Linked DNA regions of Homo sapiens: region 2 is linked to region 1. Evidence: chromatin loops called from intact Hi-C (ENCODE). Cell type or tissue: OCI-LY7. All regions are shown on one strand.

Region 1 (2,500 bases):
ACAGCTCTCTCTTCAGGTCTCAGCTTAGCAATCACCTGCAAGGGAGGCCTTCCTGAGCACCCTTGAAGAAGTAGCCCCCAGGCACTGTCTCCTCACCCAGTTTACTTCCTCTAGGCCATTTACAGGCATCCTGTTTAATTGTTCTTTCTCAACATCTGTCTTCTCTCAAGAAAATATCCTGTCCACAAGGCAGGGTCACCCCCTGTCTTGGTTATCGTGGCATCCCCCAGTGCACTGAATGGGGCCTGGCACACAGCAGGTGCTAATAAATGTTTGCCAACCAAACGAATGAATGACCTCAAGCCACACTCCCTCATTCACCCCCAGCTGGTTCAGGGGATCGTGGGTGCCACACTGTAGCTCTACTTATTTCACATGCCACACCCTTTGAAGGTTTGGTGAAAATCCCACCCCAGACAACATTCTTCCTACAGTCTAAATCTACACTGGGTAATTACTTTCAAATCCACACTAATAATAGGTCTTGTGATTACAGTTTATTTGCTGCGACTTTAGTTAATGGGCTGGATGGAATATTTGCATCTAGAAAGTTCCCCTGATGTTTTAAAGAGCTCCCAAATTCATCCACCAAAAGGAAGAGAAATAGCAAGAAAGAATAACTCAGAGAACTGCATTGTTGCCTCTTGGTGCAGGAGAGGCTCTCGGTGCAGAAAGAGCCCCAGAGTGTGTGCAGGAGGTCTGCAGACAAGCCCCTTCGCTTCTCTCAGCCTCAGTCTCCTCATCTGCAAAATGGGTTGGTAAACCTGGCTGGCAGGGGAGGAGACCGTGAATCAATCCCAAACCTTGACAGCCGTGATGACTTTGCAATTTGCTAAGAGCCTCTGCACCACTATCCCAGTCATGTTTTTCTTTTAACTATTTTTAGTTAAATGCATTTGAAAGGGAGTTTTTCTTTCACTACCACAAACGGAAAACCAGGATCACTTGCTGTCTTCGTCTATTTTGTGCTGCTGTAACAGAATATCTGAGACTGGGTAGTTATAAATGTATTACTCACAGAGACTTATTGCTCAGTTCTGGAGGCTGGGAAGTCTAAGGTCAAGGGGCTTGCACCTGGCAAGGGCCACCCTGCTGCATCCTCCCGTGGCAGAAGGTGGAAGGGCCAAAGAGCACTACGGAGGGATGGGGGCCGAACTTATCCTGTTTATCAGGGCCCGCTCCCAGGACAACTACCCCACTTCTGAGTTAACATGAACCCCTCCTGGCCCAACCCCTTCTTCAAGGCCCCAACCCTCACCGCTGCTGCCCTGGGGACTAACTTCCCAATGCATGAACTTTGGGGGACAAATTGAAACCACAGCACTAGAGCACAGTCCCCCCACCCTGTCTAACACAGCCCCTCCCTGTTTCTCTTCTCTGGTGCCTGGTGTTCTGTGACCCACTGATCACTTTGTGTGTTTACCATCTGTTTCTCACACTGGATTAGTTTCATGTCTGTCCCGTAACTGCTGAGTCCCCAGGGCTTAAAGCAGGGCAGCGTGCTAACGCAGTGGGTGGCGAAGGAACAGATGAAAGTGGAGGGGGAAGAGGAACTGCTGGCCATTCGTGCATGTGCTCACCCAGCACCTGCATGCTGACGACGCCCTCGCTTGACCTCTGCTCACTGCAGGGCTGAGGTCCAGATACCTCCACCACATCTATGAGAGCACAAGCTTAGTATGCCGAGGCCCACCAGCTTCCCGAAGCCTGCTCCTCCCCACTCCTGCTCTCTCCAGGCCCCCACCCACTCACTCTCACTCCTCCCAGCCTCCACACCCCTCCCTGGTTCCTGTCGCCCTCCCCGCTCCTCTGAATGGCCTTAGTACCCTCCCTACCCTCCTTGATTCAGCTCTCAGCCAGACCAATCCTTTGGCTGAACCTACATGAGACCATGGCCCTCTTCTGCTCAGTACCCTCCCGGGGACCCCACCCCACTCAGAATAAAAACCCCAATCCTTGCCATGATCCACAGGCCCTGCTTTACCCCCTGGGCCTTATTTATCCTCCTCCTAACTCTGCCTCGGGCACACTGGCCTGTTGCAGTTTCTCCAGCTCCAGCTCCAGGCTCTCCTGCCCCAGGGCCTTTGCATGTGTCATGCTTTTTGCCCAGGGGGATATTCAAAATATTTAACACAGGCACTGGCCCCCACCACTCCAAAACACCTCCTGCTAGGCTAAGTATTAACTCCTTTATTGCAGATCCTAGGGACATCTGAAGAGGGCCAGGAGAAGGGCTGGACAGAGACAGCAGCAGTGGGAGCCCCTCTGGGGGTCCAGACAGTGGGCTTTAACCCAGGGGCATGAAAAGATTTCAGTATTGTAACGACAGGTGTGTAACCGCTGGACATATGCCCTGACTTGGCCTGGCCCACTCCTCTCCTATTGGCCAGGAGGCCCCCTTGGGCCCCTCCCCAAAATACACTGCCACACCCCATCCTGGCCTTTTACTTTAGCACTTGTCACTATAAAACCACACAGCCCTAAAATATAAACAACCCAA
Region 2 (2,500 bases), 340 kb after region 1:
CCCCCGTCTCTACTAAAAATACAAAATTAGCCGATTAGCCGGGTGTCGTGGTGCATGCCTGTAATCTCAGCTACTCAGGAGACTGAGGCAGGAGAATCGCTCAGTTGCTCAGGAGGGAGTGGAGGTTGCAGTGAGCCGAGATCGTGCCATTGCACTCCAGCCTGGGCAACAAGAGCGAAACTCCATCTCAAAAAAAAAAAAAAAAAAAAAAGGATGCAGCTACAATAAAAAACAGTATATTTCCTCAAAACATTAAATGTAGAATTACCATATGATTCAGCAATCCCACTTCTGGGTATACGCAACACAACTGAAAGCCCTATAACCGTATACCCATGTTCATAACAGCATTATTCACAATAGCCAAAAAGTGAAAGCCATGCAATTCATCCATTGATGGATAAATAAACAAAATGTGACCTATCCATTCAATGGAATAATATTTAGTCTTAAAAAGGAAGACCGGGTGCAGTGGCTCACACCTGTAATCCCAGCATTTTGGGAGGCCGAAGCGGGCAGATCACCTGAGGTCAGAAGTTCAAGACCATCCTGACAACATGGTGAAACCTTGTCTCTACTAAAAATACAAAAATTAGCCAGCTGTGGTGGCAGGCACCTGTAGTCCCAGCTACTCCGGAAGCTGAGGCAAGAGATCGCTTGAACCCAGGAGGTGGAGGTTGTAGTGAGCCGAGTTCGTACCACTGAACTCCAGGCTGTGCGACAGAGCAAGACTCCGTCTTTAAATAAATAAATAAATAAATAAATAAATGATACAGTTAATATAAAAAAAGTTATTAACAGTAAAGGATTCTTCTAATAAAAATAATCACTTATTCTGATTGAGACCAGAATATTCTACTCATTTCATTCTTCTGAGTGTAGTCCTTTCATCCCGAATGAGTATGTATACAAGAGTGTATGTGACACATAAATAAAAATTCATGCCCAGACAACAAAAGACATGTTAGGAAACTTTCATTTCACCCACAGCCTCGCCAACACAATGATCAAATAGGAATTTAGGTTTTCCATAATTTTCCATTATATTCACCCAGGAGGAAGCAACAATTTTTCTTTTGTTGATCTTGCAGCTTTCAGATTGTTTGCCCTGCACCTGAGACTTCTTCTTAGTGGGCAGGTGTCTTCCTGTCTTGTCAGAGGGAGGGTGACTTCCTGTAAGATGCCCCAGTCTTCCTCTCAGCTCGAGGAGCAGGCTTACTTCAAGTAGGCTTACTTAAGTAGGCTTAAGTTAATCATTTGAGTGATTAGCCAGGGAAATTCAGCTAAATGGTTGACAATATCTCAATGCTTACACATTAGACTGTGTTAAACTGTAATGTGTTTTTTTTTGTTTTTTCTTTTTTGAGACAGAGTCTCACTGTGTCACCCAGGCTGGAGTGCAGTGGTGCCATTTTGGCTCACTGCAACCTCTGCCTCCTGGGTTCAAGCGATTCTCCAGCCTCAGCCTCCTGAGTAGCTGGGACTACAGGCATCTGCCACATGCCCAGCTAATTTTTTGTATTTTAGTAGAGACAGGGTTTCACCATGTTGGTTAGGCTAGTCTCGAACTCTGATCCACCTGCTTCAGCCACCCAAAGTCCTGAGATTACAGGCGTGAGCCACCGCACCTGGTCTGTAATATCTTTTAAGTCATAACCTGTCTTGGCTGAGTAATTTAGGTTTGGGGGTTTTGCATTCTTTAGAAATTGTATGAGCTTAACTTTTTTTTTTTTTTTTTTGAGACAGGATCTCACTCTGTCACCCAGACTGGAGTGTAGTGGTGAAATCTCAGCTCACTGCAACCTCCACCTCCCGGGTTGAAGCAATTCTCCTGCCTCAGCCTCCTGAGTAACTGGGATTACAGGCATGCGCCACCACGTCTGGCTAATTTTTGTATTTTAGCAGAGACGGGGTTTCACCATGTTGGCCAGGCTGGTCTCAAACTCCTCACCTCAGGGATCCATCCACCTCGGCCTCCCAAAGTGCTGGGATTACAGGCATGAGCCACGGCACCCAGCCGTGAGCTTAAATTTTAATTAGTTGGGGAGAGGAGAGAAACCTTTTCTTGCCATTTTTACACTGTGGGCCCTGAGTACTTCTCTGTGTATTGAGAAAGGGAGAAATAAGAATGAAAAGATGGGTAGACATACATACAGACAATTCCCAGAAGAGGACATTCGGATGGTCAACACACATGTGAAAACCTGCTCATCCTTCTCAGTAACCAGGGAAATGCAAATTAAAACAGCAACAAGCTGTCTTTTCTCACTCATCAGATTGGCAAAACTTTTCTTTCAAGTCTTACAACATCAAGTCTGGGCAAAGATGGAGGAAAATGAACTCTCTCATGTCGCTGGTAGAAGCATAAATTAGTCCAGCCAATTTGTTTGTGTGTGTGTGGTTTTTTTTTGTTGTTGTTGTTTTGTTTTGGAAACAGAGTTTCACTCTTGTCACCCAGGCTGGACTGCAATGGCAGGATCTCGGCTCCCTGCAACCTCTG

Evidence for each region. Peaks named below come from ENCODE experiments on the same cell type or tissue, not always from the same donor. Only the 100,000 strongest peaks of a DNase experiment are listed, where the experiment ranks them.
Region 2: a loop joins it to region 1, with 3 times the contacts of the local background. A loop is called at or near these places in 2 of 110 quality-filtered maps.

The regions. Positions count from the first base shown.
Region 1 is chr3:13,086,718-13,089,217 of GRCh38, forward strand. It overlaps a transcript of IQSEC1 not described here. Among named protein-coding and RNA genes, the nearest start is that of IQSEC1, 15 kb to the left of the region's middle. RefSeq lists enhancers at 706-765, 816-905, 926-985, 1,626-2,125. In OCI-LY7, no CTCF peak of the experiment used is centred here; DNase peaks (open chromatin) are centred at 84, 754, 1,104 and 1,494; H3K4me3 peaks cover 1,223 bases; H3K27ac peaks cover 2,424 bases.
Region 2 is chr3:13,427,218-13,429,717 of GRCh38, forward strand. No RefSeq gene overlaps it. Among named protein-coding and RNA genes, the nearest start is that of NUP210, 8.1 kb to the left of the region's middle. In OCI-LY7, no CTCF peak of the experiment used is centred here; DNase peaks (open chromatin) are centred at 334, 654, 1,184 and 1,644; H3K4me3 peaks cover 1,360 bases; H3K27ac peaks cover 2,440 bases.